Regions from separate parts of the Mus musculus genome. Here regions 1, 3, 4, 5 and 6 are each linked to region 2. Evidence: chromatin loops called from intact Hi-C (ENCODE). Cell type or tissue: left cerebral cortex. All regions are shown on one strand.

The links. Peaks named below come from ENCODE experiments on the same cell type or tissue, not always from the same donor. Only the 100,000 strongest peaks of a DNase experiment are listed, where the experiment ranks them.
Region 1: a loop joins it to region 2, with 2.0 times the contacts of the local background. A loop is called at or near these places in 2 of 42 quality-filtered maps.
Region 3: a loop joins it to region 2, with 2.2 times the contacts of the local background. A loop is called at or near these places in 2 of 42 quality-filtered maps.
Region 4: it touches region 2 in a loop (2.8-fold over the local background); 3 of 42 quality-filtered maps call a loop at or near these places.
Region 5: it touches region 2 in a loop (4-fold over the local background); 2 of 42 quality-filtered maps call a loop at or near these places.
Region 6: it touches region 2 in a loop (9-fold over the local background); 3 of 42 quality-filtered maps call a loop at or near these places.

What each region holds. Positions count from the first base shown.
Region 1 is chr11:34,936,611-34,941,610 of GRCm38, forward strand. Gm33277 (a long non-coding RNA gene) reads right to left here. Exons shown (of 3, transcript XR_388561.2): 1 at 4,760-5,000; 2 at 4,293-4,477; 3 at 2,335-3,915. Among named protein-coding and RNA genes, the nearest start is that of Gm33277, 2.6 kb to the right of the region's middle. In left cerebral cortex, a CTCF peak has its summit at 2,542; a DNase peak (open chromatin) is centred at 2,623.
Region 2 is chr11:35,009,533-35,014,532 of GRCm38, forward strand. No RefSeq gene overlaps it. Among named protein-coding and RNA genes, the nearest start is that of Gm33277, 70 kb to the left of the region's middle. In left cerebral cortex, no CTCF peak of the experiment used is centred here; DNase peaks (open chromatin) are centred at 2,358 and 2,591.
Region 3 is chr11:35,259,953-35,264,952 of GRCm38, forward strand. The region is part of intron 4 of Slit3 (slit guidance ligand 3); the gene reads left to right. Among named protein-coding and RNA genes, the nearest start is that of Gm46277, 26 kb to the right of the region's middle. In left cerebral cortex, no CTCF peak of the experiment used is centred here; DNase peaks (open chromatin) are centred at 1,896 and 2,907; H3K27ac peaks cover 2,891 bases.
Region 4 is chr11:35,413,113-35,418,112 of GRCm38, forward strand. All of the region lies in intron 4 of Slit3 (slit guidance ligand 3), which reads left to right. Among named protein-coding and RNA genes, the nearest start is that of Gm46277, 130 kb to the left of the region's middle. In left cerebral cortex, no CTCF peak of the experiment used is centred here; DNase peaks (open chromatin) are centred at 2,884, 3,274 and 3,617; H3K27ac peaks cover 400 bases.
Region 5 is chr11:34,887,008-34,892,007 of GRCm38, forward strand. No RefSeq gene overlaps it. Among named protein-coding and RNA genes, the nearest start is that of Gm25799, 9.5 kb to the right of the region's middle. In left cerebral cortex, no CTCF peak of the experiment used is centred here; DNase peaks (open chromatin) are centred at 1,978 and 2,274.
Region 6 is chr11:35,119,050-35,124,049 of GRCm38, forward strand. It overlaps Slit3 (slit guidance ligand 3), which reads left to right and starts at 2,407. Exons shown (of 36, transcript NM_011412.3): 1 at 2,407-2,662. The coding sequence starts at 2,466. In left cerebral cortex, CTCF peaks have their summits at 534 (motif pointing right), 1,894 and 3,679; DNase peaks (open chromatin) are centred at 540, 1,962, 2,420, 2,570 and 5 more places; H3K4me3 peaks cover 2,878 bases; H3K27ac peaks cover 1,984 bases.

The sequences.
Region 1 (5,000 bases), 73 kb before region 2:
CCTCACAGAGCCACTGGAAGGCTAGGTTGTACATCCGTCAGCCCGAGTGTTCCACTTGGCTTTAACACTCTCCAATTGGATTATTAGCAGATGGGAGTTCTTCTAGTGCCTTGGCTCTGCATCTTCCATTGTGTATGGAATGAGGCTTGGGAGTAGAGGGGGGCAGTCCAGTTGTGAGGTTTCTTTGAGACTGCTGCTCCCATTCACATCTTTCCTGAGCCTTAAGACCTATAGGAACCAGGACTTTAGATACCAGAGATTGTTCCCTTCACACATCCCACTAACACTGATCATGTTGATCAATGAAATCAGCTCTGCTGGTCACTTCTGATACAGATCAACCAAGACTTGAAAGGATAACACATTACCTCATAGTTTGAGAAAACAAACAAACAAACAAACAAACAAACAACTTCTACTGCCTGGGTTGACCACTGGCATTTTAATCACATGATTTACATTCTGAGTTGTTACTTTATGCAACAGTGCATTCACATTTGTACCAGTGTACGATGTATGGAGAATAGGATCCGGGCCTCTTAGACATTTCTGCTTTCTAATTTTCAGAATGTGGAACGTGCTTTCATGCATGGCTAAGGGCGCAGATAGAATTACAGTTGCTAATCAACGGACATGGAAGCAGGCAGATTGTGCTGGGCTCTCCAGGTGGACCCCATGAAACCTCAAGTGTCCATCAGTGCAGAAGATGAAGGCAAGAGTTAGGTCAGTGTGGGGTAATGTGAAGAAGAGTCAGCTGGCCATTGCTGGCTTTGAAGATGGACAAGGACTATGAGCCTAGGAATTCAAGCAATCTCTAAAATCTGGAGAAGCCTTATAAAGTCAATGTACAGAAATATTGTTGGGATTATTAAGAATGCCCCTAGTCTTTTAGTTTTGACTCCATCTCTCATCCTACATAAGCAGTTTTAGAAACGTGTTATGTATTCCTTCATGGCTTTTCTGCTATACACAATGGTGTATAGGCATACACACTTTAGACATACACATAGATGTACAGATAGTTGGTTTTGAAAATATCTGGAAATGGAGGCACGATTCTCATTTTTGTCATAGTTAAAATTTTTAGACAGTTTTTCCAAGGGCGTGAGCCTGCAGGTGGCACAACTGGGACGGGAGTCTGCTGCCTGATGATGACTTTGTCCATTGTGTAAGTGGAACACAACATCAAGGCACCATTCCAGGAAGGAAGGGACAATGCACAAGGCCAGACCATTGGTGACAGTATTTGAGAGTTACAACGTCTGTCCGTGAGTGACAATCGGGGACTTCCCAGGTGCACACTGGTCAATACATGCTGTTAGCATTTTGACCATTTCAGTTGTAATTTTTTGGCACCTAATGTGTTGTTCCACCTGAGATATAAATTCTAAAAGAGCATTCGTACTTGTGTACTAGGCCAAGGTTTGCTGTCGGGATGGTCTAATAGCGTCTTTATCTGCACTGCACTTGAAACACTTTCCATTGTTTTAGTCAAAAGACAGAAAACAAGTTCAAGAAAGAGAAGAACTTATTAGTTCATGGAGAGAGGACGTTAGGATCAGGAAACAGCAGAAACCCCCCTTTTACTTAATCTTCCTCTTTATTAACTTCCCTCAGTAGACTCCAACTGTGGCTGGAGACAGTGTCTGCTCCTGCAACAATCGCAAGAAGCCCTTGCCAATTCCAAATCTGGCTTCAGAAACCCAACAAAGGACCCAGCTTGGGTCCTCTGATAGCTTTTGGATTAACCTCTGTGGCTCTTGATGATAGGTCCAGCCTGGGTCTCTCTTCCTGTGGTTATGTGTGGGTTCTGATTTGTTCTCAGATAAAGGAGACAACATACTCTTTTCCACCAAAGAATATCATGATATTATGTGGAACAGACAAAAGACCAAATCAAAGAAAGGGGAATTCAGAGAACTCTGAGATCATTGATTGCTATCCCTTTGGTACTCTGAAATTTTGAATACAAATAAAATTTAGAGCAGAATCGGGCACAGTTAATTCACAGGTGCATCCATGCATTGAACACATTTAGTTTTAAGACGTTAAAAGACAGATTCTCTTTATTGAGTACGAGTGCATTTTCCTTCTCACCAATATTCTCTAAACACTGCAGCACAGCTATCAGCTTAGCGGCCACACTGTATTAAGTATCATCGGTTGTCTAGCGGTGATGTTAAATGTATGGGAGGATGCACCGAGGTTGTACAAATACTGTGGTACTTCACATGAGGGACTTGAGGGCCCACGGATTTGGTAATGTGTGAAAGAGCATTCTGAATCCAGCCCTCTAGGGGAGACAGGACACTGTGCTTCTAAACTGCACACAGGTAACTTAAAAGGCATGCTTTATTTCATATACTTAACTCTCAGGAAGGTAAATTAGGCCGTAGAATAATACCGAAGACCCCTTTGTATCATGAAATGTGCCCCCAACAAGCTGGTGATTTTCACTCGCCACACCCACCTCCCCACAGAATCAGCTTCCAGACATCCACGTTCACAGAGCTTGCCTGGCATGGTGGCTCTGGCTGTTGTTTTCTGTCCCTCCCACTGGACAAATCCCTGTACTCCCCCCTCTGGCAACAGGACTGGATGGCATTTAGAAGCAAGCTGTCTCTTGGAAACTGAAGCCATTTTGAGAGGCTGGGTTGGGATGCAGGGACAACTGGCATTCAGCTGAGTGGGAGGAGAAGGAGAAGCAGCTTACCAGCTTACCAGCTGCTGAGGAAAGTATTTGTGATGAGAGAGAGAGAGAGAGAGAGAGAGAGAGAGAGAGAGAGAGAGAAGGTATGGGTGTGTATCAGTACTCTTGTCTGCAAGTCCATGTGTGTGGAGGCCAGAGGTGAATTCTGGGTATCTTCTATTGACCTCTATTTTCTTGGTTGTTTTTGTTTGGTTGGTTCATTGGTTTCTTTGGTCATTGTTTGGTTTTAATTTTGTTTTTGTTTTTGAGATAGGTTTGGTTAGACTGACTGGCCAGCAAGGCCCAGAGAGTCTGCCTGTGTCTCCCAAACCTACCCTGACCACAAAGGGGTCATAGCAGACACCCACCATCACACCCAGCTTTCTACCTGAGTACTGGGGATCTGAGCGAACATCTTCATATTTGCTTTCTTATTGAATATTTTATCCACTGAGATATCTTCCTAGCCCTCTAGAACCTTACAAAGGAAATCAGCTGTATGCATTCGAAGACAAAGAGAGTCTCGGAAGCCAAAGTAGTAACTGATTTAGACATACAAAACCGAGGGACCAGAGAGCATCCTCTTCCTCCGTGTGACAGAACCACAGATAAAGAGGGCTCCTTACAAAACTCAGGGGAGTGTGGAAGGCACGCTTGTAGCTGTGAGGCTTTGTGAGATTCGAGCAGCAATTTGGGCCCTGTTCCTTTATGTTTATAGAGTGAATATAATGCTCTTTTTGACTAAGAGTACACATGATGCACAAAGGAGATAGTGCAATGGTAAGAATTCATTTCTCTACACAGTCCTCTTTCTTTTTACTCAAAACAGAGCAGAATATGATGAAAGAGGCTGATTCCTCACCTGAAAATATATCCTCAAATGAAAAATAAATCATCGAGTTTCTCACTATCGCGCATCATCAGCATCCCCCTCTCTCCACGAGTATGGAGAGTCAGCAGCTGACAGTGCAGCATTTTCTGCCCTAAACAGCCCCCCCTCTCTCTGGAAGGACAGCCAACATATGTACAGCAGCAGGTGGTAAAGGCCAGTGATGAGTTCTGGACACGGAAGCAGCTCACCTAGCCCCAGGCTGTCCCAGCCATCAGCCACGGCATGTGTGGTCTTGTCCATTCCTGACAGTCATGTGTTCCCATTCACTCAGTATAAAATGCAGTACTGATGTGTTTGCTGCCTTCTGTTCTTCCATGGGTCGTTGTGACAGGCCCTTAAATACGAGGTTAAAAAAAATCAAATAACATGAGAAAATATGTTATACAAACTTAGAGATTTTAATTAATGCCAGACCAAGTTTATCTGTCTTCTTGGGAACCCCAGGAAAATCCTCAGTCTTTCCCTAGTGTCTCATGGTCAAATCTGGCACCTACTAGATCACCTTCAGGCCAGATCACTTAGAAATCTATTTTGGCTTAGGCTACCGCCACTTGGCAGCCCTTATCTATTCCATAGGAAAGGACTTAGAGGGAGATTGGTGTCATATTGAAACAGCCCAGGCCTCTACAGCCTAGGAATGGAGTTCACAATCACCAGCAAGAAGACACGGGTAAGTATGGAATGTTGAACCTGATAACAAGCACCTGTTACCTTCCAGGCACTGTGAGAGGCTAAAGATGGCACCTGGACTCCATGGCTCAACTCGTAGATCTGGGATCCACAGTCTTCCATTTCCATCTCCTGCAGTATCAATAATGCTTCTTTGGTTGCAGCACGGTGGGGAGAGCTTCCTCATAGGAGAGATGCTCAGCGTGACGGTGGAGAGGCACTGTGAGCTGTCAGTAACAGAGAGTATTCCACAATTCTGCAAGCTTCATGGTCCTCTCAGTCTGTGCAGATTTCAGACTCAGAGAGGAATATCAGACTTGTTTGTTCCACAAGACTAGAAAACATTACTCTCAGTTTCAAAGAATCAATCAAGCCTGGAGCTGCCTGTTTCCCCTTTTCTCTCAGCTTCTCCTTCAGTATCCCCCTCTCCCTCTTCTTCATGCTACCTACTAAAAGTGTATTTAAAAAATTGAAGACCGGGAACACCACTCATTGGACACAATGCTCACCTGTAAAGTACAGTGTGTGTATCCCAGGAATCCATGGAAAAGCCTGGTAGGTGTGGTGGTTGTCTCTAATTCCAGCATTTAGAAGATAGAGATGGCGGAAATCCCTGGGCAAGTAGGCTATCTAGCCTGGTAAGGGCTGGTGAGTTTCAGATTCAGGAAGAGATACTACCCCTTAAGAGACAAAGTGGGTAGCTATCATGGAAGAAACCCAACATCAACCCCTGACCTCAGCAGGAACATT
Region 2 (5,000 bases):
TGACAGCTTCTGCCATTTCTCTGGGGAGCTCACATTCTGGGCGCATAAACTCGTAGGGTATTTACTTACATGGTATTTTTCAACCCTACTTACAGTTTTGGCTAAAGAATTAGGCAAAATGCCTTGCATTTATTTATCCCACAAGTCGTAAAATTGATTTTTCAGGCTGATGTTGGTTAACAAACAGTTCTCCATGTGGAGAGTAAAAGAGCACTGGAAACCACCTTTCTTAACTGACAGCCATTTTTTTTAGGCCTGGAGACAGCTGTGTTGCTCAGATCAACAGGCTTCAAGATCTGCTTTGGAAAAAAAAATCATAAGCACTGACTCTTACTTCCCTTACTCTGTTTCAGCATCTTTTATACCCATACTGGAAACCCTTTCTCCCTTCATCTGGATCATCTTTTCATTATTCCAGAATCAAGAAGTGGGATCATCAAAATAACCTAAGGTGTGTTAAGTGCCCTTCCCCCCCCCCCATTAGCCACTCTGTCATCTTCAAAGAAGATCTCAGTCTCCTGGAGCTCCTGCAGCTATTGCAGGCCTCAGTCTCCTCAGTCTCCTCAGTCTCCTGGAGCCATTGCAGGCCTCAGTCTCCTCAGTCTCCTGGAGCCATTGCAGGCCTCAGTCTCCTCAGTCTCCTGGAGCCATTGCAGGCCTCAGTCTCCTCAGTCTCCTCAGTCTCCTCAGTCTCCTGGAGCCATTGCAGGCCTCAGTCTCCTCAGTCTCCTCAGTCTCCTGGAGCCATTGCAGGCCTCAGTCTCCTCAGTCTCCTCAGTCTCCTGCAGCCATTGCAGGCCTCAGTCTCCTCAGTCTCCTGGAGCCATTGCAGGCCTCAGTCTCCTCAGTCTCCTCAGTCTCCTCAGTCTCCTCAGTCTCCTGCAGCCATTGCAGGCCTCAGTCTCCTCAGTCTCCTCAGTCTCCTGCAGCCATTGCAGGCCTCAGTCTCCTCAGTCTCCTGGAGCCATTGCAGGCCTCAGTCTCCTCAGTCTCCTCAGTCTCCTCAGTCTCCTGGAGCCATTGCAGGCCTCGGTCTCCTCAGTCTCCTGCAGCTATTGCAGGCCTCAGTCTCCTCAGTCTCCTGCAGCCATTGCAGGCCTCAGTCTCCTCTTCTACTTTCTTTATGTAAACCCTGGCCTTTTGCCCAGAAAAGTGTCTTAGAAATTATGCCAGGGCCTTGAGATCCCCAAAGACCCGCAGTAAGCAGGTGGTGGCATCCCATGCCCAACACTCAGGAGGCAGAGGCAGGCATATCTTTGTGAATTCAAGGTCAGCCTGGTTTAATAATAATAATAATAATAATAATAATACCCACAGTCATTTCTGACTCAACTGTTTATTGGCTAGCGATGTAGTTATCACTGTCTTGAGCTTCTGTTCTCTTCTCCCCACAAAGCTACTAGGTAAGTTTGAAGACATTGCCATCTCATTCCATCAGGTTCCAGGGGTATGAGAAATTAGAAAGAGTTGCACACAGAACACAATTCATGTGTGCACGGTTCATCACATTTCCAACATTTTCCCTATTGTGAGTTCAGCCTGCTGGCTTGCTCGGTCTTTTCCAATATAGTGGCACTGGTATCACTCTGACAATGAAGAACGGGCCACCACCCATTTCCCATGGAGCCTCCCTTCATCTTTCATCTCCATTTGTGGTCCACATGCTGAAAGGTTGTGCGTCTCAATGACAGATCGCTATCAAGATGGCTGGATTCTCCTCTATTCAGCTTGCATATGGTAACTGATAATGTTCCCTTCCCATCCCCCCATTTAAAACAAGATCTCTTTAAAATATACCCTGCTCCAGAAACTAGTTATTTACACTATGTATGTTCCAGAAATACCTTGTAATGAACCATACAAATCTATTTGTCCTGCTGCTACTATAATTGCCTATATCTTATTATAACTTAATATGGAACAGATTTTTTTTTTTTTTGGTGAAGCCAGAAGCAACTGAGCATTCACTGAGAACGCAGACACTGAAGGTTGTTGAGAAGCCAGTGAACCCACTAATTGGATAAAAGGGGGATGGTGTGGAAATTTAATTAAACTGGCATTTGCTCTAGCTGCTGGAAATATTAATCAGAAAATGAGCTGTTAAAAAAAAAAAGCAAAAGGCGAGGGCTGACATTAAAAATGCCATGGCTGCCATTCTTTCTGGCATTGAAGAAGAAATGGGTCTGTTTCTTCCGTGAGATGCTGGTCATCTGTCCACTGAGCTCTGCCGACAGCTTGTTTGGGCAGAGATCACAAAGAGAGGCGCTTAGAAAGCTGTGAGCGGAGAGGAGGAGTGTGAGATTCTTGATTTGGGGACCAGATGCATCTCTTGGCAGCTCTTCATGAAAACATAAAGATAAAATATGTGTCTAAAAAAGACGAGGGGGATGGAGGGGGGCGAGGAAAGGGGAAAAAAAAAGCCGTTTTCCTCCTTCTTCTCAAGTACTCCTCCCAGAAAGGGAGGCGGGGAACATCTGCATCCATTCAAGCAATAACGCTTAAACAATTGTCAAATTTGAGAGGGGCGCATGAGGGTTTTGAACCCCGCGTTTAAATACATTCCATAGGCCAGGAGCCTTTGGAAAGATACCGCTTTCCCTGGGCTGGGAAACAAGAGCGTAGGAAGGCAAACACAGATGGCAGCGCTGTGTTTAGTTAGGGGCTACTTTAACAGGTTTGTTTAAGTGTGCTGAGTGGCCAGACAGTCGTTCCCCTAGAGACCATCGCCCCATCACCCCATCACCACCGGGGACAGCTGGGCCTTGTGGGGAATTCCGGGTTAATGGAACTCAGCCCTGTACAGCAGAGGAAGACAATTCTTGACTCAGAAGGCCAAAGGCCCTGCAATCTTCCCTTCTGGTCCTGGACATTTACAGGCGTCTGGAGAAGCCTCTCTGATCAATGGGATGCTTCCGTTGCGAGGCAGGGAAAAGCTTGCCTCGGGGAAGTTGTCATGAGAACATAGACCTGACAAAGGCAACACATTACACTGTTTTATCTCCTCTTCATTTTTTGTTTTCCTATCACTTGGGGAAACTCATGAGAAAGGGTGATCTGGGTTTCTATTTCTTGGGAATGACCAAGGCACTGAGAGCTCTGCTCACAAGAGTCAAATGGTGCTGGCGTTTCTCAACCCCACGCTGTGACCTCTAGTTGCCCAGCTGCCCAAATTTGTCCCTGTGTTAGCTCTCCAGGGCTGCTGTAACAGAAACTATTGGTCTCCCTTATCAATTACTTCACTTTCGAAGGTTCTGAGGCTCCAAGGACCTGTGGTTAATTAAAGAATGAAGACATTAAATGGGGAGAGAGAAAGAGAGAAAGAGACAGAGACAGAGAGACAGAGAAAGAGACAAAGAGAGAGACAGAGACAGCACATAACTTTCTTTGAACCATACTGCTATAATTATTACTAATATTTTAGTATGTCTAATTTATGCATAAAACTCACCCCTGGAGCAACTGACATCATCTATGATTTGAAACATCCAAAGAGGATCTTAGACAGTATTCACCTGTAGATAGAGGAGATCCTACAATAGAAAAATTCTTGTCTCGCAGTTCTGGTAAGGGGTGTAAAATCTCAAAAGCTAACAGGGCCACATATTCTCTAGAGGCTGTGTAGTGTTTCTTTGCCTCTCTCCAGCTCCTGGGTGGCTTGAGATGCAATTCATTCTGGGTTTAATTGACACATGTCCAGTTCTGCCTCTACCTTTCCATGGTGGTCTTCCCTGGGTAGCTGCCTGTGTCCCTCTCCTTTCTCATAGAGTGTCATCAGTTAACTGGCCAGGGTTCACCCTAATCCAATCTGCTGGCATCTGCAAAATTATATTCAAAAAGAAGTACACATTCACTGGGTCACTTAGGGAGCGATCATTCAGCTTCCCATAGCTTTTATTGCAAAACGCAGAATGTTAAGATACGTTGCTCCGTTTAGGTCTATATTCCTATGAAATCCTGATTTGGGCTATGTAACTCAATGATACATTACTTGCTCGCAAAATCTTGAGTTTGATTCCTGACACAAAAGATAACCAAATGTTTGGACTCCTGTTTGTGTTCTTCTGATACCACATCTTCCTGGATTCAACAAAGGGACATGAAATTAATTACATGAAAAATAAGTCCACAAATTGGTCTTGTGAGTTTCTCAACATTTCAAAGGTTCTTGATTCTCTTTTTTAAGAACCATTGAGTTTACACCAATTGTTGTTTCTTAATCCATTGAGCTATTACAGTTTCTTGCATACTGATGTTGAATTGTCCCTTCTATTGGGAAATAGCAGTGACTGAAAATGGTATGCATTTATTTTTCCATTGTGAATCCTATATCATTCCTTAATTTTTGGCCATTTTCTTCCTCAGTAAAATCTGAACACGAGAAAATCACTGTAATAAGGTACTTCTTTTTTTTTCTTTTGAGACAAGGTTTTGCTATTTATCCCAGACTCATGAACTGTGACTCCTGGCTGATATTGAGCTTAAGATGATCCTCCTGCCTCTGCTTCCCAAGTGCTGTGATTACAGTCATGAACCATTATGCCTAACTCAGGTTTTCATCCATTGTGCCTTTTTGTTTTATCATGTTAAAGTTGGAGGACAGTTTTATTAGACCTTAAAATAGAAAATTCATCAGCAAGGCAGACAAGCTCCAGGTATCAGCAGCTGGCCAGAGGAAGGCGATAGAGAAGAGGAAGCAGGAAAGGCCATGCTGTTGGCATAAAGGTCAGTCACAAGACGGACAGTCACATGGCAAGAGAGGGGAGCAATAGGAAAAGCAGGAGAAGCCCCAGGTACTCATATGTAGGTTCTCACTAGCATTCAAAAGAGAGAAATAGAAGAGAAGAAAAGGAAATATTACAACAGTTCTTTACTCTAACATTACTCCCTCCAAAGAGGTAACTCTAAAATCATTTTAGAATTGGGATGAAATTAGGGAATGCATACACCCCATTTTCATCATGAAAATCTAGAGATCCATTTGCCAAGCTGTGCAGACATTA
Region 3 (5,000 bases), 250 kb after region 2:
TCAACTCAGAGAGAATGGGAAGAAGCCAAGGTCACTTGATGGTGTATACTTTGGGGCAGAGTAGGAGTGTACCCCCAGGGCCTTGAGGGAAGTTGGCACTTCAGACGATTGGGCAAAGCATGGGACCTAGGATAGTGCAGCTCCTGCTGGTGACGGTGCCATGGTCCTCTGCCACACCCTGCTTCTTGAGCTTGGAGGGAACGCTTTCTCTAAGGGAGTTGGATTCAAAGAAACTCTTTCCATCCCATCTTCTCTGCCTTACAGTTACTCAGTACAGTTACAGTCTCTGTGGGGAGTCTGAGGGTGGCATTTAGAGGCCTTCCACAAAAATTCTAAAACAATAGGCTAGACTCACAAGTATGTGGTCTGTTTAGATGTCTGGGGTTGCTTTCCCCTGCTTTGAAAGAGAACATCTCAAGCATCTTGATTTGCTAAAAATCTTACCAGAGTATAAATCACTGGGACACGGGTGGGCTCAGGACTGTCAGGGCTCACTGGAGATGGGTCTACTACCTTCTCCCATGCCCCTTTTCCCCTTCCCCTTTGTACCTAAGCTTTTGGAAGACTTAACAGGGCAAAAGTCGTAGAGACTTTATAGGAAAATTAGCCTGAGAGTGACAAGCCCGAAAGATGTGCACGTCCCTCTGTGGCTCAGGAGAGTAATACCTATATAGTGTCTCCTTATACAGATAAGAATGAAGTATCCCATCCAATCTTCCTACCCAGCTCTGAGCCAAAGGCTCATGCGGTTGCACTCTGAGCTCATAGCTCATCCTATCTGTGCACTTACTTTGATGCAGTTCTGAGACTACAGAGCAGTAGGGAACTGTGGGAAAATTATAAGGTCAATATTTTTCAGCTGTTCCCCGCTATATGTGAGTCATGAGGGGGAAAGGCGAGCAGAGCCTGACATCAAAAGCCTACATCTGGGATGGGGGCCATCTTCGCTGTTGGATTCCCTAGCTTAAGGCTAGTTTGTGCAAAGCAGAGAGCCTATAGATGGAGTCGATTTGGTTTACCTGATAATTTCCTTTTCTAATAATCTGTAGCAACCTGTTTTTCCTCCTTCGTGTCCATCTTCTGAGAATTTCCCTGGGTCTAAGTCCCATTCCTGTAGCTTCCTCCTTCAGAGGCAACATCCTCATCATGAGATGAATCATGGATCATTTGGTAGTAGATGCTCATTCTGACCCTAGCCCACTAAGCCCTGTGTCTCTACCTACAAGGCCATGGCTCTGACTTGATTTCATCCTTAGAGTAGTTTCAGAGAGGAGGGGAGCCAGGCACAGTGAGATTAAGTGACTTCCCCAAGTTCACTTGTAGAGATACAGGCCTGGCTTCCTTTGACCCGAAGCCTCTGGATCTTGATGTGTTGACTTCCAGGGTGGTCCATGTCTTAGGTAACTGTGTCCACACTTGGCTTTTCTACACAATTCGGGGATATGCTCCTCCATGGTCGACATTCCCACAACATCCAGCACAGAACAGCTTATACAGATCCACCCGAAGTGGCTGTGGCCCTACACTTACGTTCACTTTGCATAATGACCTTGGGGCAGGAAGGAAGGGACCTTATTTCTCCCCCTCAAATGGGAACTTGGTGATCTAGGGCATATCTTAAACATCCTACCTCCCAGTCTCTTGGAGGGCTTGTTACAACAAATTCCTGGATTCGGTCCCAGGATGGCTGAGTCAGGAGTTCTGGGTGGAGCTGGAGGGCCTTGAATTTCTTTCCACTTTCCAAGGTGGGCAGGGGCCCCAGACTGAGACCCACTATCGTAACAGAAGGCGAAGCAGCATCAAACCCTACTCTGACCGCAGGAAGCTCTGTAAGACTCCCAAGATGTCAGGAGCATCCTCAGTAAAGAATGCCGAGTAATGCTATCCAGTCATGAAAATGTTCAGAATGTCACATTTGCATATCTATGCTGAACATCTCATTATAGCATTTCTTTTCCGAGCACCGAAGCAGCACTCACCATGTGCTAGGCACTGGTTTGCAAATATACACAGTTCCCATGGCAGGCGCGTGTGGTAGTCCTTTCCTCAGATTTCCTTCATTGTACAGAGAGGTAGGCTAAAGTCCAGAGACATTCTATAAATTACCTGGGATCGCCCAGCTAGTCAGTCTGTGCAGCTGGGCAGGAACCCAGGCAGTCTGGCTCCTGGTCACCACATTCAGCCCCTGGGCAGAATATGGCACCTGGCTTGTCATCAACAAGACTTTCCCATCCCCAGGTAAGCTAAGAATTGCCTGCAGAAGAAGAGCGGTGAAATGTTTCTATTTCCAGTTCCTAGGCAGATTAACCATAAATAACAACGATGCATGTTTTATGACCACCACTTGGAAATCCCACGCTTGGCCACCCCTCTAATACCAGTCTGGTTAGCCCAGAGTGGCTTGTTCTCTTTCTACCCCTCTGGCATTGAAGTTTATCATTGCTCAAGAGGAGGATGCTTGAAAGAGGCCTGTTGGTTGTAGGAGTCCAAGAGGTGGGTTGCGGGTCAATAATAAAAGCAGAGCGACGTTTGTTGCTCTCCCATGCAGAGCCTTGAGAGTCTATCCAGCGGGTGGTAAGGAGGCTCAGCCTGAGGAAGGACGGTGATGGACAGGGTGGGAGGGGAGCAAATAGTTTCAGCCTGGCCGAGTAACTGAAGGACGGGCAGTGGGAGCATTCCAGCTATGTCATGGGAAATGGCTATGGCCAGGGCTCTGATTAGCTGTCAACCACAAATCCCCTGGGACCCTGCCAGGGGTCAGGCAACTGGGGTGCCTCTCGAATGCCAAATGGTTTGCCTTATATTATTGTCAAAGGAGAAGGAGGCGATTTTGAGCGTTATCCCTGGATGTGTGCACTGGCACTGCCAGGAGCTGAGAGATGGTTGGGGATGTGGGAGGGAGAGAGAAGCTAGAAAAATTCGCTTTTCATTCCAGGAAACATAGAGAGAAAAACCAGTCCATGCCACTGGGCCTTGGCATGATCTCAAAGCTGTTTTAGTCACCACCTCCGAAGCTTTCTGCCCTTTCCTTCCCTTTCTGCAAGGTGAGACATGAAAGTCTCCACCTCATGAAAGCCCTAAAGGGGGAAATGCTGACCCAGATCCCTTACAGTTGAGGTGGCATGGAACAATAGCCCTTCAAGAGTATGGATATAACAAGAGAGCCCCCCATGGTTTGCTTGCTTGATGACTTTGGCCTGAAACAGAGCCATGAAATGTGGAAACATCAAATATGATGACAAATGAACCAAATGTCATCCCACACTGGGCCCCTGGGAGGGACGAGGTGGTGTTCCTTCAACCCATTCCTCTAGCTTACGCCTTTAGAAATGTTTCATTGAGGAAAGGAAGGGACAGGTTGGCTATTTGATTAATTATGTCTAAAAGGGGGAGAGAAGAAAAACAAATCTCTTAAAACTCTTCAGGGATATTTGGCTAGTAAAAGCCTTTCTCTGAGCTTTTTTCATGGTCCCACAGCAGAAGGAAACCTTTCTGCAAGTTTAGTGGTCACAAAGGTTGGTAGTTCATGCCTTAGGGTTAGATGAGTCAGGTGTGCCCTGGGTAGGTGAGATGTGTGAGAGTGGACAGATCATTTTTCCAAGTAGTGATTTTATTATCACCACACAATGAGGATAATGTTAGTTCCTTCCACTCAGATCATTAATAATCCTTATGAAGTGTTAGGACAATGATAGACACACTAAGAGTGTAGCATTTTGGAGCCAGTGATGCTTAGGCTCAACTTCAAAGGATAGAAGACACTGAAAAAACAGAATGTATGGAAGATGAAGGTTGATTTTCTCTGAACTACTCATCTGAAGCTAGGAAGACAAGAGCACATACGGCAGATGCTCCAACACCCAAGTCAGTGTTGTTCTTGTACTGCCATGCTTTGCGCTTATTTAAGCCATCAAAGTCAGGTTTGAAACCAAAGGCACATGGAAGAAAAAGTAAAGGGGAAGGAAGGTCATGTGACAGTAGCATTTGAAGGAGGTAACCACATAATGGTCTGTTTGTTTCGCATAAGCTTAGAGTTTGTGCTGCTTTTCCTAAGCTACCATCTCTGCCTTTTAATTGGTGTGTTTAGACCGTTCACATTTAATGTAATTATTGTTATGTTAAGTCTGTCATTTTAGTTTTATTTTTCTGTTATTTTTTTTCCTTTGGTTTCCTTTTCTTTGTCTTCTTAGGGGTCACACGGACATATTTTATAACTCCATTTTTATTCATTTATATTGTCTCAGGATGCCTCTTTTTGCATAGCACTTTTAGTGGTCCTTCTAGACATTTCACTATGTGTCCATCATATTCTATGGGTATCAACAGTTTACCAGTTCAAGAGAAAGTTGGGGACCACACTTTCCTTCACAGTCCTTTACTCACTTCCACTTGGATACAGTCTTAAATACTTCCTGTAAATACTCTAAGAACCACACCAGTTTCATTGTTTCTGTTTCCAGTACTAAACATAATTGGGATAATCTAATAAGGAGATACGTTTACGCACAGCTGTACTCTGCCCATTGCTCTTTCCTTTGTCTCTGTCCTAAACTTCTTTTATTCTTTGTTTATAGAATTTGTCTTTTTAATGTCGTGTCTTACTGTGACAAATTCCCTTATTTTTCAATATCTTGAAATTTCTCAATCCTTGGGCTTTGTTCTACAGGATATTTTGGGTTGTGTGTTTTGAACTAACAATTCTTTTCTCATTGCTCCCCAAAATAAAATAAGATAATAAAAAAATTTAATGTGTTGCTTCTTTTATGGTATCTAAGGGAAACCCTGAAGTCCTTTGAATTATTTTCCCTCTGTAGGTAGGGGATGTGTTTCCTTCCCACTGTTTTTAAGATTTTTTAAAAATTTCATTTTTCATTTTTCAGAATTTTGACTGTGACATTTCTTGGCCTAGATTTCTCACAGTTAATTGTATTTCTGATCTATTTTCTTTTTGAATCTGTAGGGTTTTGTCTTTTTCCGTTTGGGAATTTCCATTGCTTAGT
Region 4 (5,000 bases), 400 kb after region 2:
ATCTTTTCTCAAAAGAAACGAGTGCAGTTGTATGTTGCCATCCCATTTTTTTATACAAGTTTCTTCTAGCAGAGACTGTTTGAAATAAGATCTGGATGTGGGTGGGTACAGTTACACAGACCACAAAGCTGTGACCATGACACAGTGTGAAGGTACACTGAGGATGACATGATGAATTAAACATTAGAGCCGGGAGTTCCTTGACACATCAATGAGATGAATGCCCTACGTCCTTTCGGCCCATTGGCCTCCTAGCTGGCTAGTCCAGATAGATGCTTAGCAGGCACAGATGATCCTCTACAGAGCTGCTCAACTGACCCTCCAGTCCACGGCAAAGCTACAGCCCAGTTAGCTCCATTAGGATCAAGTATGGTTGACTGCTTCACAAACCATCAGAGTAGATAGATAGTTGGTTGCTTCCCCTTCATCTGCCTCTTTGTCTTCTAAATGTTTAGGTTTTGTTTTGTTTTGGGGGGGTTGTTTTGTTTGTTTTGATTTTGACACAGGGTTTCTCTGTGCTGCCCTGGCTGTCCTGGAACTCACTCTGCAGACCAGGCTGTCCTAGAGCTCAAACTAGAGATCTGCCTGCCTCTGCCTCTTGAGTGCTGCAGATTATAGGAATGTGCCACCCCCACCCACCGTCACTGTATATTTTTAACATACATAAAACAGTATATATTTGTAAAGTGCCATCTAATCTTTTCCACACATATCCATTGCATTGTGAAAATGATGTGACATTCACATCAGGGCTAAACATACGCTCAGTCACTTGCCATTTCCATACAGTGAAAACACTGAAACTCCTTTCTGCTTCTTTAAGATGGGTACACAGTGTGTTACCATTATCATAGTCATCTTAAAATGCCCCGCCAACAGATGATAGATATTTATAAGATACAATAAAGTAGCGTTGGAAAAATGAAGTCACACACAATAGAGACATGGTTTGTTTTTTTTTTTTTAATTAGATTCAACAGGCATAAAATTGTATTTCCAAAGTATCAGAATGTACCTGATTAGACAAAAGGAAAAGAATTACAGAATTGTGTATGTAGGTCATGGGAAGGTTATGTCTAGGTGATTAATATTATGTTAGCGATGTGGTGGTGTCAAATTATGATAGAAATTTCTAGATCACTTACTTTCATTGTATGTTTATGTCCTCAAGGGACCGACCAGTAACCAACATTTCATGGAATAGTGGTGACTGACACTCAAGAGCTAAGGGGCCTCAGACTATGCTCCAGCCTTGAGGGCCCTTAAATACCTGAGGCCTAGAAGCTTGAGAAGCAGATGTCTCTGATACAATAAGCCAGAGCCCTGAGAATAATATGCCTGATGTTGATTCAAACCATTTATCAGAGGAGTATGAGAACAGATGAGGTATTTCAGAATTCAGGCATGGGGTTATTGATCGAACGAGAAATTAAGACTTATGGTTATTACAGCAAAGGGCAGGAGGGGAGTGGGCCACGGTGCCTGAGGTCCTGGCTAACCTGTTCAACTTGATCTACAATAATTGAAGGCAAGGTGTGCTGGTGAGATCAGCCCCTGCTGACTGTATCTGCTCTCGGTGCCGCTGGCGGCACGTTCTGATTTGATTTTATTTATCTTGATGGGTGTGAGAAAGGCTCTGTGCATAGAACACTCACTGTGTGCCTTGGCACTGCTGTGCACAGGGAAGGACCGTGCTGTTTCCTTCCCTAAGGCCCCTGACCTCAGCACAATCCCGAAACTCTTGTCTCCTCCTCCTCTGGTTTCTGTTCAGCCCCTATCCCCTGTCTTGCCCTTCCTAGCTACCAAAATCTGACCCAGTGTAATCTGACCCTTGCTGGATTCACCCTACCATGTGCTCTCGGGCAAATGAAGCACACCTTGCAGTTTTGACTAGGTGTACACCGCTAAACATGTACACCTTAGCTCGTGCCCAGTATCAGTATCTCTTTATAATAACAAAAACAATCACAGATTCAGACAGCTTCTGAACAGCGCCCAGCAGCATTATTATCTAACAAATAATGTCTTCATAGCAAAAATATAAAGAAGAAGAAAAAAATGAAGAAATCCTTCGAACTCAGTACAGAATTAATCAGTTGTCTCCCAGTTACCTTTTGGTTTGGTATTTTATTTTATTTATTTTTTTTACTTACTTACTTATAGATACAGTCGCACCAGAGTGAGTCCAGGATTCTAAACCTCCAGATTTTCCTGCCTCTACCCTCCAAATGCTGGGGTTACAGGGATCTTCCGCCACCCCCAGTTATAGCCATTGCTTTGCTTGAATGTTTTGTTTTAGGCTTCTTTCTTTTGTAACACCACAAACGTTTCCCCGTGCCAATAAATACCCTTGTCCTGGCCCAGTGCTTTAAATGATTGCATAGTCTCTGATGCTGTATCTCGCCAAGAACATGTTTGGTTTTGTTTGTTTTTTTTTTCCTGAAATTTCTCCAGGGATCAGAAGTGTACAGTGCATCTATGCAGATGTATCTCTGTCTGCATGGTTAGGTCTTTAAGTCCATAACCTTGTAGCACCAGGACAAAGGCTAAATAGAACATTCTGGAATCTTCTTGACACTTCCCTGCATGGCATAAGTTGGAAAGTTCTATGGATACTAGGAAGAACTTGGGCTCTGGGGGAAGACAGGCCTTCCATTCCCTAAACCTCATTTCTATTGATGTCATTCCGGGATGAAAGGAAAGGCTTTTGTTTCACAGGCCGGTTGGAGGCCCTTTGATGAAGTCAGGCATTCTGAGCCCTCAGATCATACCTGGTCTTGGGAGCAGCCTTTGCCTCAGACATGTTGGAACGTGCAAGAAAATTTAACTCATTTCTCAGTCTGCCTTCTCCGCCCACCGTCAGCTTGCGCAAGTGCCTGGGCCTGGGCTCTGTTCTGTGGGGCATTTTGGGTGAGGAGGAGAGAACGTGGGGGCTGGAATTTGAAAGGCCTGCAGAGCTGGCCTGGTTCTCCCTTGCTGTACCAGAATAAAACTTCTTTGAATGAATGGCTCCAAGATAAAAAAAAAACCACTTGGGTTTGAGACTTATCAGGGTGGGGCCCATTCTCCAGGGTGGGGCTGGCATGGCTCTGTTGAACAAGCTGACGTTTAGTTATGCAGTTCTGAAATCCCAGAGCTTGGGGAGACCTTTGGATCCCTTATTCTGTCTCTTTCAGGGCTTTTAAGGCTAAAGAGAGAATGTCCCTGCCGACCCCCAGCAGAGCTGTATACACTTCCTTTCCTTAGCCCTGGCTGAAACCTACAAAGGTGAACCTTGAGAAAGCCTGTGGGAGACTGCGTGGTATGTGGTGAGCTTTGTGCTGAGCCCAAGTCCCTGCGTGTGCCCTGCTTTCACAGCCGCCGGCACATTTGTATGTTTGGATTTTCCAGGAGGGATAAATCACACAAACAGAGGGCCTCTGGATTCCTTGGGGGAGCCCAGCCCCCCTCAAATTGAACACATGCCCCATTCTGCAGGCTGTATAGAGCGGGCTGCACATGCTACGTTGGTCTGAAGCGCTTTCTCTGCAAAACTCATTCTTGGAGAGAACTTTCTTTGTGCCACAGTTCAGCCTTTTAGACTAAACAGGCAAAGAAAAAATAGTGAGGTGAAGGGCAAGAAGGGTTCCTTCTGTGCGGCAGAGGAGAGAGGGTTTGCTCGGGCTCCGTGGCCTCGGTTGTGGTACCCGAGCCAAGAGAGATGCTGGGAAATAGATCCTCTTGTTCATTGTGTCCTGATCTCTCTTTGTTTTTTCCTCTGCTTGGATGGTGCTGTGAGCTTGTCTGGCCTCCAAATGCACATCTTGTCCTCTTTGGGCCCCAAGTGGGCCTGTGGTATTTGGCCTGCATAGCAGCCTTCGTTTAAAATCAAACCAGTGAAGGTTGATCTGGTTTGAACACAAATCCAGAGCTTGGGGTTCTTTGGCATGTGAGCCCCTTGGGGCTGAGTGAAAAAGCCGAGAGTTCTGTTCCCCCCTCCCACCATGAGCCTAAAGTGATGTTGAAGAATTGCATCCTCTTTGATGCCTGGGAAACCAATGCCTGGCTAGTTTCCCCATCCTCCAATCCCGTCCATCCGACAGTTGAGTTGATCTGTGGTACACACATCCTGTTTTTATTACAAGGTGTGTTTTGCTTGCAGACCCTTTCGCTCCAGCCACCCCTAGGTCCCCATTGCTGTTAGCTGAGACCCTCTCATTCCATTAACATGCTAATAGAGCCTAGAGAGGGTGGCAGCCCTCACTCACCTCACCCCCCTTCCAAGGTTAAGCCTCCAACCCATGGAGAGAATCTTGGACCAGCAATTTCGGGAGACAGTTAAAAGATTAGATAGTAAATTTACTTAACAGAGACTAATCGCCTGGGACTGGGTTTCATATCCTGTTTTGAAATAATGTATTTTCTTTTGTGCTCTGGTCTGAATCTGTCATCCCTCTTCTAATAATGAGAGGCAGCGGATTTTTAATCTTTGACCTTCTTCCATATAATCTAATCATAGCGGTTTTCTGACCTTCTTCTCCTTATTTGGCAAAGTTCTGGAAAGAAAGAGAATCATTTCTCGGGCATAGCTGAGCCATGTTCCACTTCTCACCAAGGGTCTGGGTTTGACAGGTAAAATCAGATGCTGTTAGTGGTCCTTTCAACTGAGGTCTGTTCAAGGGGAGGAAAAAGAAAGTCCAAAATGCTGATGTCTGAATCATGTGAATGGAGGGAGCAACTAGGTGACAGATGTCCCATACCAAGGTGGCATGTGAGCTGAGTCGTCAAATGGGAGTAGTCTGAGGCAAGGTACTTGTTGATGAAGCTAGGAATGAGGCTCATAAGCTCCGTCAGTTATCCACACATGGAGACTTGTGCGTTTAGCATCCCTCTCTTCCCTGTCAAGCTGGGAGGTCTTTGGGAGTCTCCCCTTTCCTCTTAGGGTTTGGCTCACAGACGAGCGTTTGACCTCAGGCAGTACATGCCGAGGTCTTCCTTTATGTGTGGAGTCTCTTCAGACT
Region 5 (5,000 bases), 120 kb before region 2:
AATGATATCATGGTGGCCAGCATTCCAAGTATAGTTGGGACAGCTTCAGAGGGGAGTTGTTGTCAGAGATCTTCCAAAGGTTGGTCTAGAAAGGCTTCATTATTCAAAAGACAGGATGGGAGCAAGAACAACATGGACATCAGCTCCAACATCTATTGGCCCTCAATTGGCCCTCACTTCATAATTGAGCAAGTTACTCTGTTAACAGTTTCAGAGAGAACTGCATCAGAGAGAAAGGTGAGACAGGGACTGACCTTTATGTAGGAGTCATCACAGCAAGGTATGTGAAGAAGTAAATGCTAGGTTCAAAGTAAGCAAAGCAAAAGCCCCCTTAAAAAGGAGAAATAATTAATAAGATTAGATTCCTAACATACAACTCCTCTAGATCATAAGTGCAAATATATTTCTAAGCTCTCGACCAATTAAATAAAAAAACCCCAAACTAGCTGTTAACCACTGGGCCAGACAACTGTCTGATAGACCAGTCATTTTGCAGACCTAAAGAGAGATCGGGGACAAAGTTTAATCTTAGCCATATCTTGGTAATGTGATTGAGTTATTTGGAGATAATGAAATTAATGTCTTTCCCCCAACTATTGGTTGTATTAAATGTAATTTGATCCACAGTGATAAAAGAAAACTCTGTCTTTGAGAAGAGCCTGGTTGGTCCAGCAATAGCTATGTTGGTTGTGAAAACTGAGCCCCACTCTCTATGACCCTGTGACATGGCGGTTGGGGCTGTTCTGAAAGGAAATACTGGCTATTCTGGATATGACTTGGGTTGCTTGGCAAGTTCTTTGTTTGAAGCATTTCAGTAACGTTTGCAGTGTTCAATCCCACTCTTGCTAGAAAGGCACAACTTACAGGAGGATCTGGACACAAAATGTACATGAAAGATATAAGAATTTTTTTTAATGAGGCTTAAGTAGGCTTTGTTTTATCTGGTGGGTTCTGTTTTACCTAAAAGTAGGGACGATATTGTTGATCTAGGTGCTTGCTATATTGGGGGTACCATGGGGGTGGCAGGGTAAAGGACAGTGGTCCAGGGCATCACTAAGGCGGGAGCTGTAATCCCATAACATTGGCTTTGCAGCTGATTCAGGATCTACCTACCATTCTAATGGTTTTTCAAAAGGGTTGCTCGTGATTCCACCCAACATTCAGGATTTCATTAGCCTGTAGAAAACTCACTTTTCTAAAGTGGGACATTTATATGACAACAAAAGAACCTTCAAACTGAAATGCCAGGAAAAGATGGCTGAATTAAACGATTGGATGAGAGAGTAAAGAGTAGGGGTTGGGATTATGACGAGTTGGATCTTTCATGACCCATCAAAAGATGACACTCTTTGTTCTTTGACCAGTACTGCATGTAGACATTACCATAGGACTGCCAGGTCTTCTGTTTCCTGATAAATGTCAGCAATATAGGTATTTTGAATAAAAATTTCCAGTGTTTAATTGTTGGCAACCTCTTGGAGTTTTCAGGAGCTAATTAATTACACCTCTCTCTTCCCCTTTTGCATTCATTACCAGTTGAGAAATGACACGGGAGTGGGACAGATGGGAGTGAACGTGCCATCATTATCAGTGACAAAGCTGATTGGGGGAGAAGGCTGGAATCTGCAGCCAAGTGTCTTTTTTTAATTTCTACTTTCAGAAGAAAGCATGGGTGTTCACGACTGCCTCGTAAGGGAAGAAAGGGTGCAAAAGAGAGGCAGCCTGGTGCTCAGAGGCTATTAACAGAATAACTCACCCAGTTATGAAGTGAGGACCAATGGACACCAGAGCTAACCTCTCTTCCCATTAGGGGGCGAGCAGAGCAGCCTCAGAATGGGACTGATCTGCCCCATCATGGCCTGGCCATGATGAGTACTCTGCCCCAATAGCAAGAAGTTCTCTTTAAAGAACTCTGTGTATGGCAAACACACTCAGATTCAGCCCAGAGCTGCTGCTTCGCACCCTCTGCTTTTGCGGCTAAGAGCACTCTGTTTTAAGGGGTTTTGCTTTTTCTTTGAGTCAGTTACCATTTTTAGTCCTGTACTTTTCAGAATGGAAAAAAAAAATCACAGTACTATTGTTGCAAGCAGAAATGCTAAATGTGTGTGTGGGGTTTTTTTTTTTTTTTCATTTTTAAAGGAATTCAGCTGATTTCTTTGAGTGTTCCTTGATGGCTTGGTAGTAGCTAAATAAACTGCATTTTATATCACAGAACCCTGTCTGCTGTCCTTACAGTTGCTACCAGCTCACTATGTTTAATTTACCTGCTCAGGTAAGTAAGTCAGAGAGGCACTGTTTCTAGCTCTGGTTCTCACAGGCGTAGGCTTTTGTTCCTATCTGTTGTCTGCCAATATATTTCCTTGTCTTACCTTTCTATTTAAACATCTGCAGTCATTTCCCTGATTCTTCAGTTTCTGCTCCCTCCTCCCTCAGCTCCTTCCCGCCTCCCTCAGCTTCCTCTTCTCTTACTTTCCTCTGGCCATCCTCCCTTGAGATGCACAGAGTAAACACTCGACCAAGTACAATAGCAGAGATGGTCTGACATTGTGGTTCTCCCATCTGGCTTACTCCAGACACTTAAACAGGAAATGACATTCATAGTTTTTCTATTCTCTGTGGTTTTAGAAATGCTTATAATTAAGTACAGTTTGCCATGAAGGTTCCATGGCCTGAAACAATATTTGTCATAACAAAGTGTGTTGTTCTCAAGGCTTGGTAATGTAAATGGGTGTTGCATTTAGCACGGACAGTAACCAAAGCCACTTTAAGATTTCATTAATGTGACTGAACCTCAAGAAGTGTGAAGTCTAGCGTACCTTAAACGAATCTACTTGTAAGATCTATTTATCAAAGGTTTATTTTATTTGTGTGACCTTTTGTCTGTATATATCAAAGTACGTATGTGCATCACGGCATGCCTAGTGGCTGCAGAAGCCAGAGAGAGCATCAGAGTCCCTGGAACTGGAGCTGCAGGTGGTTGTGAGCCTCCCAGTGTGGATGCTGGGAACGGAACTCGGGTCCTCTGCTCAATCAACAATTGCTCTAGACTGCTGAGCCATCTTTTCAACCTCTACTTCTAGAGTCTTAGTTAACTAAAACTATCTTTTGAGTTTCACTATAGTGACTTTCACTGTAGTGATGGTCTGAGTTGTTTCTAAGGCACTGGCTACATTTATTGTTCTTTAGCCTGCTTTTGACTACTCAGAATCTATTTTGTGTTTGTTCATCTGGTTGGTTGGTTTGGTTTGATTTGGGTTTTGTTTTGGTTTTTGTAAATAGTGCTTACTATCAATATAATAACCCTTTCCTTCCATGCCATCCCTGGTGTTTCCTCATCTGGAATTTCTCTGACCAATTAAAAGGAGACCTTAGGGGGTCAGGGTGCTTTGAAGGGGGGTACTATATAGGATGCTGGAATTCATGGCTCTCAATGTCCCTTTCTGTCCAACAATGACCCCATGAGTAGGTTTTATGCGGGTTGGGGGAAAATGGAATAGACAATCTCAGCACAGACTACCTCAGCTGTGTGCCTTGAGATGCTGCCTGGCCAGCGCAGCCCACTAGGGAAGTTCCTATCCAGCAGGGCAGGTAGAAGGCCAAGCACTAGGCCCTAGCACCCAGGGGAATTCAGTGATGGAAGACATAGACCTTTAGGCTGTGACTCCCAGCCATGCACCACCCCTCTTAACTTCCATTTATTGGATCTTTCCCACATTTTCACAGCTGCTAAATATATCTCCTGAATTAACATATCTTAATTTAATAATTGTTGTATCCATGAGAAAGGGAGCCTCATAGTGAGGAAACCCAAGCAGACTCAATCATTAGAGCCATTACAGTCATGCAGTTAGTGAGCAACAGAGCCACATTTTCCCTGAGGAATCTGACACTGACGCCCATCAACCCTGCCCATTGGCCTGTTACCGCAACTTCACATTCACCCATTGAATTTACTATTCTAGGTTCATGTCTGGCTGGGTAAGATAGCATACTGCCTGGATTTTAATAAGCACTGCCCAAGTGGGTCCATAGCTTCCATCTCTGAAGTAGGCTGTGTTGTCGTTGTTGTTATTGCTGTTGCTGTTGTTGCACTACACTCTTCTCACTCTTCTCTAGACAGTCTTAATTTGCTAAGGTTATCAAAGCATTAGCAGATGGGATGGCTTTAACAACAACACATATCTTTTTTTTTAACACCCACAAAGGCTGGAAGGCCACGATCAAGGTTTGGTTTCTTTAGATGCCTTTCTCCGTGCCTTGCAGACTGTCATGTTCCCCACTGGGCCCACATATGGTTTCTTTAGATGCACACATACCTCACATACCTGGCATCTCCCCAGACACCCTAATCTCCTTTTCTTATAAATAAACCATCCGTAGGGGATTTCACTCAATGATAGTGTACTTGTGTAGCAAGTGCAAGGCCCTGGGTTCAGTCATCAGTGTCGGGGTGGGTGGGAGGCCACACCAGTCAAATTGGATTAGGATAGACCCCAATGGCTTCATTTTCACCCAGTTTGCCTCTTTGAAGTCTCTATATCCAAGCAGATTCCTATGTTGCTATACTGCGAACGGGGTTTCAACATGCAAATTCAGCCTATTAAAAGGGGGCTGAGAACTTGCTCCAAATAAATTGATTAGTCAGGGCTCCAGAAATAGACTTATCTTTGGTTATCACTCTTGTTTAGAATGTACTACTGTCCTAACTGCTATCTAGAAGGGATGCCTTAGGAAGGAATCTAGTTCTAAACCCAAGTTTCCCATTGCCCTATAGGCTGACTTCCACCTAGGTGCAGTGTGAGTACCTTTGTTTGCCCAGCATTTGCATTTGGGAATCTAATGACCAGTGAGATAATATTAGGAGGTAGGGTCATTAGACTACAATTAAATTATGATGGCTTCATCCTCATGAGTGGGATTAGCCTCTTATAAAAAGCCGGTTACAAAAGAGGCTGAGTAACCTCACTTTGCCTTCTATGGTGTGATTATATATAAAACAT
Region 6 (5,000 bases), 110 kb after region 2:
CCCAGATTAGGTGATTTCTAAGGGTGTCTCTGCCCAAGAAATGCAGGTCTCTGTGCACCCTGCTCGTCTGTGTACGCATGTCTATTTCACTTGCCCAGTACTTAAAGATGACTGATTCTGAAGAACTCCCATGATCTGTGGTCTGTTTTAGGGGCCTTCTCTGAGGAAGTAGCATATTTCAATGCCCGAGAAGTCATTTAAAGATCCAGTAGGCTCTCAAACTCCCATGCAGCTTAAATAGAAACACAGAGGCTTACCACTGTGCTCAGAGAACCCACCCAGGTCCAGGCTGCAGGGCTGCAGAGCATGCTTTTAGTATGCATGCATTTCAGCAAACAAAGACAACCCCGCTCTTTGCTGTTCCAGACAGTCTGAGATGCTTTTGTGCCCTTGGGACCTTGCCCGGTCCTCTCTCATCTGCCTCAGCCCTGGTACTAAATTGGTTCAAGGTTTGTAGGAAAGCTTTGGAGGACTGAGGCAAAGGCATGTTTGGAGTTCTTTAATGCTGAAGTCACCATCGGAAGCAGAGCCTAGCTCTTTTCTGGCCACCAGAGGGCGATGGCGGCAGCAGCTGGGCAGAAACAGTTCCCAAGAATAACAGCAGAGAACTGAATCTCACGTGTGTGCTGGGGTTGGGGTATAAGTGTGTGGGGGTGGGGGGGGGGAGCTGGGGGGCAATTGAGTCCTTAGAGCTAAGTCTCTGAAAATATGCTAGCTATAATAAAATAAAATTTGCACCTCAGCTATATATTTACAGTGTGTAGTCAAGTAGCTAAAAGTTTCCTTTAAGGAAAATAGAAGAATCTGAGTAGCATTCATATGAGGGAAAAGAGAGTTCTCAGGCGCATAGTGGTTAGTGGTATGTGAACATACATGTTCTTCTCTGTATGTGACTGCATATTTTTTGTGTGTGAAAGTGCATGTGTTTTATAGTTAAGAGTATAGGGGTGTGGGGGGGTGTAGTGTGTGTGTGTGTGTGTGTGTGTGTGTGTGTGTGTGTGTGTGTAAAACCAAGGCTATTTCAGACCTTTCCAGTACAAGAGGATCTCAAGGAAGTCTGGGCAATATTTCCTCCAGTTCCTGCCCCTTCCCTTCAAACAAACAAACAACATCATTCCTACAAGTATGTATGGAGCCTGTAACATGGCCCTTCCCCACCGGCATCTGGAAAAGCTCAGACCAGCCAATTTAGAGCAGGCACTGGCAGAATGAAGGCAAGGCTGGGGAGGAGGGGGATGGGGAATAGGTCCCTTGCATGCTACTGCACTATTTTATAAAATCACGTTCTTTTCTTTGATGTGCAAGGGAAGTCTGTCAGAACGGTGGCACCTTGAAATAAGGAAATAAAGGTCCGCAGGTGACATGATTGCCCCTTAGTCCCCTAGACAGGAAGCAGATGAAGTGATGGTGTCAATACCGGGGTCCAAGTTCTTACATTTACTACAGAGAGAGAGAGAGACAGAGAGATAGACAGACAGACTGACTGACTGACTGACTGACTGACTGTGACTGTGTGTCTGTGTAGTGTTCTCTAATCTGTAAGTCCTCTAGGAAATAGTTGTTGGCCTTAGCTGTGAACACTAATTAGGGTAGGGGCAAAGTTTCCACGGATAAATGTGTCAGGGTACAGAATGCCTAGTAGCTGTATGGTCTCGGATAATCATTTCACTTAGTCCAACTTTGACTCTTTCACCTAAAACATGAAGCCTAGTTTCTGATGCTCCCATGTGGGTATTCTGTATCCAGCTCGGTGACTGAATTAAAAAAAAAAAATGAAGCCACGAGGTTTATCAGTTCTTGGCTCCCAAGAATAAATGAATTTCAATGTTTCTTTCCTGGCGGCCCGGGCTGGCCAAGTCCCTTTCCTTCCCAGTTGGGTCTCTCTAGCTCCCCTGCTGCCTCCTCCCTACAGGCTCTTGGTTGCTCCAGCAAAGTTCCCAACTTAGTCGACGTGACGCTCAGCGCAGCCAATGGGAGGCGGAGCTGGTGTTTTGGGAGGGGGGCGGGAGGGGCCGGGCCCCGCGTCTCCGGTGTCTACCCTGCTCAGTGAATGGAGAAAGCGAGCGCCGGCTAGCTCTCCGGACCACTCCGTGCCCCAGCCGCCTCTGTGCTCCGCAGCCCAGCCCTGAGCCGGACTTCCCGGGGCACGGTGCTCCCTGGCGCTCAGTCCAGGACCCAGACAGAGCCCTCACCTCTACCGGCGACCCAGAGGGACCCGAGGGCGCTCGGTACCTGGGCACCGTGAGTGATGCGCAGCGGGGCAGCGCCAGCCCCACGGATGGAGCTGCTGCCGCCGCCGCCCGGCGCGCCCCGCTCCGCCCGCACCCCGTGCGCCTGAGCGCCGCGCCCGCCCCTCCTCCGCGCTAACTCCGCCGCCCGCCCCCCAGGCCGCCCGCGCGCCTCCTCGGGCTCCTCGTGTCCCGCCTCGCCAGGCATCCTCCTCTGGGTGCGGGCGCTTGTGCACCATGGCCCTCGGCCGGACCGGGGCCGGCGCCGCTGTGCGCGCCCGCCTGGCGCTGGGCTTGGCGCTTGCGAGCATCCTGAGCGGACCCCCTGCTGCCGCCTGCCCCACCAAGTGTACCTGCTCCGCCGCTAGCGTGGACTGCCACGGGCTGGGCCTGCGCGCCGTTCCTCGGGGCATCCCCCGCAACGCAGAGCGCCTGTGAGTACCCACCCCGCCCGCCCGCTCAGGCCACCCACCCGGCTGGCTCCTACAGAGTCGCCCTCAGGGCGCAGGTCCTTCTTTCCTCTCCGGTGCATGGGGGACGATCCCTACTCCCCTACCCCTGCTGTCAGACACGCTCAATAAGTTGGGGGTGGCGTGGCTTTGGGCAGGTGTGGAGAGAAGTGTACGAGTTGCCCCCGCGATGGGACCGCGTAGTGCCTCCCTGGTTGAGGGCACCGGGGGCTTATCCGCTGACAGATCGGGAGAATAAAGCTAGCAGAAGGCTAGCGCGGAGGAGTGGGGGGGTGTCAGAGAGCGTGGTGGTCTCAAGGTTTGGGGTTGGGTATGAGGGGTCCATTACCCCTTGCTTCTTAAAGAGGGAGAGGCGAGGTAGCAAGCTAGACGGAGATGGGGAGTTTCGATCGCAGAGACCTGAGAGCCTCCTTCCCGGACCCCCTCGCCCCCCCCCCAAAAAAAAAACCTGCGACCCTCCTGGAGATCAGAATGGGCCAGCTGCTGTGTGGCTGTCCTTGCTAGGAAAGTTGAGTGTGTACGAAAGAGGTCTTAACTTCTGAAAAACCGGACGGATTCTGAGTGGGTGCTCTCAACACCCTCCCTGCCTGGAGTGCAGCATTGGGGATGCCAAGTTGCAGCCCGGGTGAATTTTTTATGGCCGGGTTATAAATGCCTCCCCAAACGGGCCGGAGAATGGAAATGCTGACAGCCCTTTAAATGAGACCTAGCGCTATAATCTTACAAACCGCACTCAGCCTCGGATCCTGGGGTTGGCAGCTAGCGGAGAGGCTCTTGGAGAGTGGGGTGGATTGACCCTCGTTTTAACCCCAATTGTGCAACCAAATATTTACTTTTCTTATGTCAGCGTTTTGGAAAGATTTATCATTTTGATCCTCACGACCAAATTCAAAATTTGGCCTCCGGGGGTGGGCTCCTTTTAGTCCACAGTTGGGGGCGGGGTGAGGGAGTATGGAGCCCTGGTGGTGGAGGGAGCTGGAGCCTCTGAGTGGGTGAAGGCTTGCCCTAGTCACAATTCCAGCCATTGCACTGCCCAGTTGCTCTCTACCCAGCCTGTCTCAGGGTTAGCATACGGGTCTTCTTCAGTCCTGCCTACTTCAGGTCAGGAAAGAGCCGGGTTGTCCTAGCTGCCCACCACTGTTATCACCCCTACCGCCTCCCCACACCTCCCCCTTTCTTCTTCTTGGCTGTCTAGGCAGAGACTTCCTAGAAATGCTTTCTTTATTCTGGGTGTTTTCTTTTGTTTGTTGTTTTCAAAGTGCAGTGATTGTTCTGTTGTTTAGACTGTAGAAATTCTGGAGGGCTGGCCCTGAGTCTTCATTAACACCAGGAAATTAGGATCAGAAATGCAAACCGACCTGCCCAATAAAACAGGGCAAATATGCCACCAGAGAAAGGGGCTGGAATCCAGGCATCCACACCTTCATTCAGGTTTTGTATTAGACCCTATTTGTGAAAAATCTCATTTAAATGGTATTTTTAGGTATGTATAAACTAAGTTCCCCTTCTCACATGAATGCTGCAGACGAGTTAGTGAGATGATAAATGTTTAGTGGGTGCTTCCCTGAGACATGTTGCATTTCCCTTCTTCCTTGAACCTCCCACGGTCCTATTTCTTACATAGCCAATACTCATTACTCGGCCTCATCCCATCTGTCCTGCATCCATGGTCATGTAACCGGTTAGTCCCAGCCTGCCAGGCTTCTAAGCCCAGGTCTCCCACCAGTCTGTAGACTCCTTAGAACCAGAGTCAGTTTGGGCCAAGATCTCTATAAACAGACCGTCATGAGAGGGCCTGGCTGGGTTTGAGTCTTCCTGTAGCACCAGGTTGCCTCTGCTGTTGGTATATACTGCCATCATTCATCTTGCTTTAACACCAGCTCTTTTTACTTGGGGTCATTATTTTCCGTAGTCAGAATCACAGAGTCAGCTTGGGAGGATCAGAACAGCGGGCCCCTCTCTTCTGGCTAGTCGGAAGTTTTCAACACCTGCAGCCAGTATGCCACCAGCCACTCCCCCTGGAGACCCTGAGGACTTGGGACATCTCCTTCGCTCTGCAGCTGTAGACAATTGATAAAGACCTGAATCCAGGCATTCCCAGGGGTCCCTCTTGCTATAGCCATGGTGACTGCCCATCATGGGCAAAGTAGGTGCTGCTCTGCCACGTCTGTGGTTGCCTAGTGTAGCGTTGGTCACTGCTGTAAGGGCATGCTTGAGACAGAGCTACCAAGGCTGAGCTCTTAGTGTCTTTCTAAGACTGGAGCCTTTTAAGGACAAGCAGGGTCAGGGCCACCTCGGGTTT